Linked DNA regions of Homo sapiens: region 2 is linked to region 1. Evidence: chromatin loops called from intact Hi-C (ENCODE). Cell type or tissue: dorsolateral prefrontal cortex. All regions are shown on one strand. Links, peaks and the distances in the headings refer to the core of each region. The heading gives the core; the rest is flanking DNA. Region 1 overlaps PACRG (parkin coregulated). Region 2 holds the start of PACRG-AS1 (PACRG antisense RNA 1).

What was found. Peaks named below come from ENCODE experiments on the same cell type or tissue, not always from the same donor. Only the 100,000 strongest peaks of a DNase experiment are listed, where the experiment ranks them.
Region 2: a loop joins it to region 1, with 3 times the contacts of the local background. A loop is called at or near these places in 8 of 110 quality-filtered maps.

Annotation. Positions count from the first base shown.
Region 1 is chr6:163,252,376-163,257,751 of GRCh38, forward strand. The region is part of intron 4 of PACRG (parkin coregulated); the gene reads left to right. Among named protein-coding and RNA genes, the nearest start is that of PACRG-AS3, 63 kb to the left of the region's middle. In dorsolateral prefrontal cortex, for the core only: CTCF peaks have their summits at 2,142 and 2,419; a DNase peak (open chromatin) is centred at 2,376; H3K4me3 peaks cover 484 bases; H3K27ac peaks cover 5,000 bases.
Region 2 is chr6:163,323,306-163,328,609 of GRCh38, forward strand. It overlaps PACRG-AS1 (PACRG antisense RNA 1), which reads right to left and starts at 1,168. Exons shown (of 6, transcript NR_028390.1): 1 at 1,065-1,168; 2 at 86-764. In dorsolateral prefrontal cortex, for the core only: a CTCF peak has its summit at 1,919; DNase peaks (open chromatin) are centred at 116, 576 and 1,896; H3K4me3 peaks cover 1,548 bases; H3K27ac peaks cover 5,000 bases.

The sequences.
Region 1 (5,376 bases), core at 151-5,150:
GCGACATCATCGGGGAAACAAATCACTGCACGGGTGATTCTGGGATGGTAACTGCTAGGAAGAGAATCCAGTCCAGGCAGGGGCCGGAGAGGGCTGGGTCCCGTGGCTCTGACTGAGGAGGTGACGCTTGAGGTAGGCGCTGATGAGAGCCCCGCTGTGAAGGCCAGAGGGGCAGTGCTGCAGGCGGGGCTCACCGTGCAGAGTCCGTGACTGTCATCTTTCCACTCCTAAGTTTTGGCTTAGGGATTGTGAACTAGATGCTCCAGCTTTCAATTTGTCAACTGGTTTATCTCCTAACGGACACCTCACCAGTGTTTTCCTCACACATTCACAAAGACGCTTTTAACCTGTTGGCAAGAAGCAGATTTAATTGGAAAAGGGTCTGATTCCTAACAGAACAAAAGACAAAGTATATTACATGTAGTGACTACGTTATACTCTTGTGCAGTCGCTTACAACTTCAGGCTGGGTCACCAAGGAGATGGTGAGTGAGCTTTGAAACTAAAAGTAAGCAAATTCTGACTAAGAATCATGTCCAGTGACTGAGTATGTGTGTGTGTTTCTTCTCCATTGCTGCTTTGACCTATTCAGATGTCAAGAACTACAAAGAAATAAGATGCTAAAGAAATCAGAAAATCTGGCCAGGCATGGTGGCTCGTACCTGTAATCCCAGCACTTTGGGAGGCTGAGGCAGGCAGATCACTTGAGGCCAGGAGGTCGAGACCAGCCTGGCCAACGTGGCGAAACCCTGTCTCTACTAAGTAAAATACAAAAATTAGCCAGGCATGGTGGCGTGTTCCTATAATCCCAGCTACTCGGGAGGCTGAGGCAGGAGAATCATTTGAACCCAGGAGGCAGAGGTTGCAGTGAGGGGAGATCGCACCACTGCACTCCAGCGTGGGTGAGAGAGTGAGACTGTCTCAAAAAAAAAAAAAAAAAAGGAAAGAAAGAAAGAAATCAGAAAATGTAAAAAAATAGATGAGCTCTTGTGATATTTCTAAGAAATATAATTCTATTAATAAAATCGAATTGGTTGGAATCCAAAGGCATTTTAAAGTTTCAGAACAAATTAAACTTTTTAAAGTTTCAGGACACATGTCTAAATGTCTGTCTATCTAAAATTTATTTTAGGGGTAGGAGGGAAATTGGAGATTGTCTATCTAAACCTTCTTATTTTACAGGAGAGGAGACTGAGGCCCAAAGAATTTAGCCATGTTGTATAAGCTTACTCAGCCAGGTGGTGGTCAAATCTACCCTAGAAAGAATGTTCCCCATCACCTGGCCCAAAAACTGCACTGTCAGTTTTATAAATAGAATGCACGTTATCAGGACCAGAGTAATATTAGAAGAGATTAAGCCACACAAAACTATCTTCCCTCACCAGGTGCCTCCTTGAGCCTGAAATTCCACTCTTGGATAATCATTCTTGGGGCACACATTTCCGAGTTGGCCTGCTCCTCCAAAGGACGTGCTCCCGGCCCTGCAGTCACTGAGTGCCACTGGAGCAGGGCTCCCAGCTCTGAGAGGGAGGGGCTTAGTGTTCCTGGAGACCCCTGACGGGGAGCCAGGGTGGACGGCTGCAGTGGCACCCCAAGCTCACTGGAAGCCTTGGGGACAAGGGAGGATCCAGGAGAAAGGGACGGGTGTAGAGCACAGGGCAGAAGCGGAGGGCCAGCCACTTCTCCTGCTACCACCAGGGCCAGCCCTGCCTCTGCATCTTGGGCATCGGGACAGCAGCAATTTCAACATAGCCCTGAGCCAACTTAAAATGCAACAGCACTTTAAAAAAAATCTCATTCATCATGTAATATGTCTGATCTTAAAACTGACATCTGATTTTTTAAGGCAGCTGCTCTGGAAGAAATTTTCTGTGGATCGCAAGAGTCTGAAGCCCCATGAATGACCAAAAATATGCGCCTGAAAGAGAAATGCGCTGATGAAGGGGGAGGAGGATGGGAGGGGAGACTCTGAAATTGTTTCTCACTTTAGGGAAGAGGCACAACAATAAAAAACATGAGGCCCCATTGAAGTAGGACTTTAAATTCCACCCGAAAACAATCCCAACAAACAGATCCATTGTTATATGTTTTGCTACAAGTAATAGACAAAGCAATTGTGAACCAGGACCTGAGCCCTCCCGTCAGCACATAGTCTGGGTTCTTCAGCTCGCGAGTGGGCTCAGATGGCCTCAGAAATGTAGTTTGCTCTCCCCTTTAAGGTCACTGTCCAGGACGAGGTGAGGTAAACAAGGGTTCCAAGTAAGCCATGTGTTACCCATAATTGATCAAGGGAAGATAACAGCCATGAGGCTGTCCTGGACCCCTGCCCGTGCAGCAGGGCAGAACCATTGCCACTCTGCCCAGAAGGTGCCCCCTCCTCACTCCCTTCTCTCGTCCACCCCATAGGCCAGCAGGATTTGAAGGAAGGAAAACAGTTACAGCTGCACCACTGGGCTTGGCCTGCACTGTGCTGATGTTTTTAAAGCGTGGGCTGTAACAGAAGAGATGATCTTCAGCCTCACTCTTTTCCTGGTGCCTCCTCAGTATCTTAACACCTTCTTTTTCTAATCAACTATTTAATTACACAAGCCACGGGCTTTCTACGTCAGGTTCTCCCTTACACGTGAAACCGAGGCTCACGCAGCACATGAGAAACAACGTGTTGCCCTGAGAGGTTAGCAAGTTAACCTGGACTTAGACCCATCATCAACCAAAGAACAAGAAAGACCCAATGTCCATGGCAACATCCAGCTAGAATAGCACCTCTCCCTAAAACTGGATTTTGCCCGGCTGCAGAGTTCTGTGCTGTCTACATAGAATTGTTGGTGTCACCTGGGAGGCTCAGGAAAGGAGAGCCCGAATAAAGAGGAAGAAGAAACTGCAATTTAGGTCCCCAAGCCCAGGACCAGCCTGAGAGACCAACCTGGCCAGGCTTGGTGTCAAAGGGTACTGCAAGGATTTCCAGGCAGGCAGGCAGGTGACCTGAATCCAGGTACCTTCAATGTCCAGGAGGTGACTGACGGGCAGCAGCCACTCAGGTGTTTGCATAGAGGCAACTGGACACCATCCTGCAGGCCAAGAGGAGGTCTGTGCATGGGGCAAGAATACAGGCTCTGTCTGAGGGTCAAGCAGGATGGCAGGTTGTCAGGCACAGTCAGCAGGTGGGCAGCCAGGGAGAAAGAGACCTGGGCCTTGGGGGCGACCCACCCAATCACCTGGGAACAACAACAGGTCCTGATTCTTTTTCTTCTTCTTGTTCTTTTTTTTTGAAACAGAGTTTGAGACAGAGCCTTGCTCTGTCACCCAGGCTGGAGTGCAATGGCATGATCTCAGCTCACTGTAACCTCTGCCTCCCGGGTTCAAGCAACTCTCGTGCCTTAGCCTCCCAAGTAGTGGGACTACAGGCCTGAGCCACCACACCCAGCTAATTTTTGTATTTTTAGTAGAGATGGGGTTTTACCATGTTGTCCAGGTTGGTCTCAAACTCCTGGCCTCAAGTGATCCACCTGCCTCGGCCTCCCAAAGTGCTGGGTTTACAGGTGTGAGCCACCATGTCCAGCCCCTGATTCTTACTGGAAGCAAGGGGGCACAAATGGTACAAAATTTTTAAACAGCAGAATGTATCACTATTAGCTTTATAACTTCCCCAACTGCTTTCACTCTTTGAAAGTTATTATCCTTCCAGAGGCTCATGTACTATTCTACGTTCTGCTAATTTTTCTATGAATTTTTAAACATATTTGACTTTAATTTTCTTTTAGTTCACAGGATAGGATGTGTATCTGAAATTAATTTTTCTCTAATGTGCTATATCTCAAAATCAGCTATTAATCCTCCCCCACTGCTTTGTACTGCCTGTTTTACTGTATATTCCATTCTGACTCAAAATTCAGTCTATTTGCATTAGTTTAACAAACACATGCTGAGTCCCACCACGTGCGGGGCACTATTCTGGGTGCTGAAGATGCAACAGTGAACAGCTTGGCTGTCACATCTGTACTTACAGAGGATTCTCGTTGGAGGAGACAAGATAAACAAGGAAATAAACTATCATCTATCACATGGTGATCAATTTCATGAAGAAAAATAAAACAAAGAAGGGGAATAGAAAATTCCAGCCAGGTGGTGAGGTGCAACCTAAAGCCAGGTGGTTAGGGAAGGCCTTACCAAGAAGGGGACATTGACAAAGACCCCCAGGGATGATGGATCCGTGAGGAAAACGTTCCAGCCCACAGAAAGCACATGCAAAGGCCCCAAGAAGGGACACGTCGGTGCCTTGAAGGAGGCCAGTGCCCGAGTGAAGGCAAGAGTGGTAGGAGGTGACAGGGAAGGTGGCCGGCAGTTCATGTAGAGACTTCACTGTGAGGACACTGACGGTGACCCTGAGTGAGACGGGAGGTCCATGTCCTGGGGATGCTGTAACTAATGACCGCAACTTGGTGGCTTAAAGAAACAGACACTTATCCTCTCACAGTTGCAGAGGCCAAAAGTCCGAAATCAAGGTGTTGGCCATGTCGTTTCCTTCGAGAGGCTCTGAGGGAGACTAAAGGCAGGGGGAACCCTGGATCCTGGCAGTTGCAAGCGACCTTTGGTGTTCCTTGGCTCGTAGACACATCACTCCAATCTCTGCCGCCATCTTCACGTGGTCTTTTCTTGTCTGTGTCTCGGCGTCTCTGCCTATCTGTCTCTTATAAGGACACAAGTCATTGGATTTAGAGCCCATTCTAACTAAATCTAGGATGTTCTTATACCGAGATCCTTAATAACATCTGCAAAAACCCTATTTCTAAATAAGGGCACACTCACAGGTATGCAGGTTAGCAGTGGGGCGCATCTTTTGGGGAGACACAACTCAACCCCGTACATGTTGAGTTGAGAAGGTCTTTGAACACAACAGGGCAATGATCTGTGTTAAAGGGGGCATTCTGGGGGCTGTATGGATAGGGGTAAGGGGGTTCAGGCAGCAGCAGAGAGCCCAGTTAGGAAAGACTATACCAGTTATCCAGGTGAGAGGCGCAGTTGGTTGAACAAGTCAGTGGTGGTATAAGAAATAGTTCCATGAGACTAATTACGTAAGACACAGAAGGAGCCGTTATTCAGAAGGTGGATTCTGATCCCTTAGTCAGTTCCACTCATTTAAATTGTTATTTTTTTACAACTATCAAACTACGTTCATTGCTGTTTCTCTATGTTTTCAAATATCTCATAGAGTTAATCCTCTTCTTCCTTTTCTTAGTTGGATTATATAAATCTATTAATTTGCTTGAGACAATATTTTCCTTCTCCTTCAGGAATACTGTATATATGTAAGTGTATGAACAGATAGATTGATTGATGTCAACTTATTCAAGTCTTTTATTATCTTTTAAATATTTTT
Region 2 (5,304 bases), core at 1-5,000, 71 kb after region 1:
TGTCTGTTCAAAGACAGACCAACATCCTTCGTGTGAGCTGCAGCCTAAGCAGGGGTCTGGTGTGGACGCCACGTGACACACTCACCGTCTCCTCCGGATTTCTCACTGGGTTCCTCTGGGGACCACGCAGGACCCGCACTAGATGAGCATCACTGAGGCTGCAAGCCGGTGTGCAGACCCCTTCCAGACGCTCCCCCGCCGTCCAGTGTGCCCTGTAGAGGACTCAGTGCAAGTGGCCTCAAAAGGCCATTCACATTCACATTCTCAGTGAGACCAAAGAGAAGGAGACCAAGTGTCCTGACCCCTCTGACAGCCAGAGTTACCCCAGCACACCCTAGATCAGCAGTTCTCAAAGTGGGCTCCCGGGGCAGCAACCTCAGCGTCACCTGGGAGCTTGGGAAGAGGAGCTCGTGTTCTTAGGGCCCTCCCTAGAGCCGCTGAATCAGAAACTTTGGGATGGGGTCTGTCAATCTGTGTTTGGACAAGTTCCCCAGTGACTGTCACACACCATGAAGTCTGAGAACCACTGTTCCAAACCGAGGCTTCTAACTGGATGTTCATTCCCAGCCATTTGGAAGGCTCAGCTGAAAGCCAGTGAGCCAGAAGCCAGCTCCACTGATCCTGCTTTCCAGACTGGCCATTCTCACAATGTTCCATTAGGCAATAGGGCTCTTCGGGGAAATTAATAGAATGTAGGCTTCAGGAATCATCAGAAAGCTGCAGCTTCCCTCGTCAGGGAAGCTGACGTCTACATCGTCCTCAGTCTAGAACAAGAATAATAGGTGTACCTTAGAAAAATGTGCTTTCAGTCCATCAGTAAAAAGCCAATATTGTAAAATCCTATTATCTTTGCTTCAAGTGTTATCAAAAAAATAATAATAATAAAATAAAGGCTTAGAAGTTTCACTGTTCAACATGGCATTTCGAAATATTCGATGTAATTGTTGTCTTTACATTTGAGACTTTTTTAAAAAATGAATCATTTCCATTAATACAGAAAGAAATCTTTCTAGTGGAGGCTCAAAATTCAAATAATCAGAATCAGTTCTTCTAAAATGACTTACGTATAATCTTGTTTGCCAGACACTGAAGTAAGATGTCTGTATTAGCATTTTCTCCATTGCCGCAGGTTTCTGTCTCTGTGGGTTCGTGAAAACAACCTACAGCCAAAACTATGTCCACATACAGCAAACCCACATGCCACTTGATTTCATCAAATGCATAATAGGGGCATTCTAGAACCAGAGCTTTAAATGGCCTTTTTGTCTCCTTCCTCATACATCTGGGGCAGCGAACATGACATTAAAATGCAGCCAGAAAAATGTCCCATAAAGAACTTTATTGACAACAAGGTAAATTTTTAATAACTCTTCAGTAGGCTTCATTCAAGAGGGGGTAATATGTCATATGAGTAGGATTTTTACAGCTCTCATAGGAATTCCCCATATTAAAAGAATGTTTGCAGTTTAGAGAGAACCCAACTGCAAAACATTCCTGAACTGTGACAATATTTGTCTCAATCTAATATTATGTGGTGGATCTTTGTTTGTGGAGAGGGGAGAGGCTACGTCCTGCTGGAGTGATTTTTCCATCAATTCAGGGCTCAGCAAATATGACCCAAACAAACAACCAAATTGATTAAAATGCTTTATTGAGAAGGAAGAGATTGAGTCTTGGAGACCTGTTTCAATAGCTACTCATGTCACCAGCAGGGCAAAGGCCACATAGCTGACAAATACCACCACATCTCACAGAAGAGGCTGAGGCGTCCTGGCCGAATAATGCTTTATTCTGGAAAAGATCTGTACGAATCTGCAAAGCAGTGAAAATGTGTGGACGGCTTCTGTTTCTTCAGCCGCAAGGGAGGCCACCCTTCATTGCCGGAGGAAGGCCCGCCCTCCCGGCTGTGGTTGCTGTGGAGCTCACAGGGGTGAAGGCATGTGGAAATTCACTGCACCATGCCAGCCTGCAGGACTGGGAGCGTAGTTCCCACTAAAGAGCAAACACTGTACTGTTTTTCCAAAAAAAAAAAAAAAAGTTAAAATCTGGATCCCAATGTTTGTTCACAGCAGGGCTGTAAAACAAGTAGACAAAGATCTCAGGGGCTTTGTGACAGCATGGTGGATTGGAGTTAAAAAGAGGTGGTGTCATTTGGATACACAGATAGTCTAGGCGAGCCTTGAGAGCAGAGAAACTGGCCTCCAATCTAAAACACAAAATGAGGGCTAGAGACCGGTGTGAGGTGGAGAGTAAAACCCTTTGGTTAGGATTCAAGGCCAACTAAACTGCAGCTCTGCCTTTACTCTCCAGCCTTACTTTCTCCATCTGCAAAATGGGAGGGAGGCATTGGAGGTATTTTGTGAAAATCACTTAATACTGTGCTGACACGTAATCTTTCAATAGAAGATAAGTGAAACATATAAATATAAAATATGAAATAAATAGAGAATAAACAAGGTGAACAGAGGCCAGGCGCAGTGGCTCATGCCTGTAATCCCAGCCCTTTGGGAGGCCAAGGCGAGTGGCTAGCTTGAAGCCAGGAGTTCAAGACCAGCCTGGTCAACAGGGTGAAACCCCCTACTAAAAATACAAAAATTAACCGGGAATGGTGGCACGCACCTGTAATCCCAGGTACTCGGGAGGCTGAGGCACAAGAATTACTTGAACCCAGGAGGCAGAGGTTTCAGTGAGCACTCCAGCCTGGGCGACAGAGCGAGACTCCATCTCAAACAAAAACAAAAACAAACAAAACAATGTGAACAGAAACCTATACACTCCACTCTGAAATCCCAGACAAGTTCATCTTAGATGATGTGGCCATTCGGGTCATCAGGGGAAACAACGCTGTGACCAGCCTGCCTTCTGTGACGTGGCACCAGTTTCCAGTGTCACGCAGATGTCACAGCCCTGACCAGGTTCCATGCACACCATGGAACCCGTTTGTTTAAGTTTGTTTATGGCTCTGAAAACCAAGGCATGAAACTTTAATGTTTTCCACATTACACACCTGAGAAGTGATGTTGGGTGTTAGCACAGAATACCAGAAAGCATTTCTTTTTGGCCACCGTGAACATAGACCCTATTACTTTGAAGTTTGTTTCCTCCACATTTTATTGGTGAAAATGTCAGCCTGGTTCAGTCCATCCTTCAAAGATGTGTGGCTCCTTTTATTCACAAACACCCCACAACTCCTCACTGCCATTGGCCACACCTGACTTCCTTCTGTCTCCCGTGTTCCAACGTTACATTCTTTTTTCAGAGACCTCTCAGTTACTCCTGGTTTTTAAAACCTGATTGATCATCAGTGACTGGACAAACACTTTTTAATTTCCCAAGAACCACAGACAAAAACCATGGTGAGGGATCACTGGGATTTAATCACAGATGAGATTTAATCTGTTTATTTTTAGCTTCTTTATGAAAGTTGTAGTTGTAATTTTTTTCCTTCAAAGCGACCCAAGGAACCCTACTTGCATGGTTGGTGTATGTTGAGAACACCCCTTGTCCTGGGCTTAGAGGGTTCTGGTGAGATTGGCTCACATTTCCTTGACCAGACTCAGGATAGAAGCTCACCGTGGCCATGCTAGCCATCTTCCCCTCCCCAGAAGTGAGGTGATATTGTTTGGAGATTTGTCCCCACCCAATCTTATGTTGAGACATAACCCCCAGAAGTGAGGTGATATTGTTTGGAGATTTGTCCCCACCCAATCTTATGTTGAGATATAACCCCCAGAAGTGAGGTGATATTGTTTGGAGATTTGTCCCCACCCAATCTTATGTTGAGACATAACCCCCAGAAGTGAGGTGATATTGTTTGGAGATTTGTCCCCATCCAATCTTATGTTGAGATATAACCCCCAGTGTTGGAGGTGGGGCCTGGTGGGAGGTGCTTGCATCACAGGGGCAGATTCCTCATGGCTTGGTGCTGTCCTCGCCATGGTGAGTGAGTTCTAGAAAGATCTGGTCCTTTAAGTGTGTAGCCCCTCCCCTGTCTTACACCTGCCCCTGCCATGTGACCTGCCTGCTCCCACTTCCCCTCCCGCCATGCGTAAAAGCTCCCTGAGGCCTCCCCAGAAGCCCAGCAGATGCCGGCACCATACTTCTTGCACAGCCTGCAGAACTGCAAGCCAATTAAACCTCTTCTCTTTATAAATTACCCTGTCTCATGTGTTTCTTTACAGCAATGTGAGACAGGCCCAACACGTGAGGACCCCCTCCTGAGCAGTGCCCTCAGTGGGGGAAGGACACAGGGGGTCCCCGGCCTGTGCACCCTACCCACCTGCCACAGTCATGGCTCTGTCATGGCGGTCTCTTTGTGGTTGGGTGTCTGGGTCTTCCCTGCCCTCCCATTTCCTCTTCTGCTGGGTTTGAGCCTCCTGGCTGCTTGCAGGGCCACAGCCCCAGTGCAGCGGGAGAGGAGCCTAAAGCAGCCTCAGGAGCAACCCAGGGCCTGGGATGTGGGGGTGGACAGGGTGGGCAGAGGCCAGAGGCCAACATGACGCCCTGGGCCCTCTGTGGAGATTGTTATTGCTGCTCACAACAGCCTGTTGAAGAAGCTATGTTGTCTGGGGTAAATACCCGGGGTTCATTGTCTCACACCAGGAAAACTGAGGACATGGACACACATGAGGAGTTTAGGAATGGAGGTTTAATAGGCAAAGGAGAGAGAAAGAAAGAGAAAGGAAAACAGCTTTCTCTCTAGTGAGAGAGAGGGGACTTCCCAGAGGAAAAGGCTGGCCAGCAGATGCGCTGGATTTTATAGTCAGGTTTGAGGAGGCGGTGTCTGGTTTACATTAGGGCTTACAGATTGGTCCCATCAGGTATGACGTTTATATAGCACAGGGGGAAGCCTGGCCGCCCCACCCTAATCTTATTATGCAAATGAACTTTCCTGTTGGCCAGGCCATCTTGTCTGCCCCTTACTGTGCACGTGGCTGACAAAGAGAAGGGAAGATGGAGTCACCGTCTTGAACTTGACTGGCACAACTGCCGGCATCTATGTCTGCAGCTCGATTTTACAGGCTGCTCTTTGTTAGAAAGGAAACTAATTTGGGCCTGCTTTACATGAAAAGGAAAACCTTACTGAGGACTTCCGTACCCTCACTATCTGCCTAAGTAATTTCTTCTTAACTCCTGGATCACTGTAAGGCCGGCATCGCTTCCATCCTAGAGGAGAAAGCCTGCATTCGGGGAAGTGAAGTGCTTTGCCCACTCCATCTGTCCACCACACGCCAGCCTGGAGCTGGTGCAGCAAGGCCAGGTGTGTTCTGCAGCCTCCAGGAACAGAATCCCACCCGCAGCCGC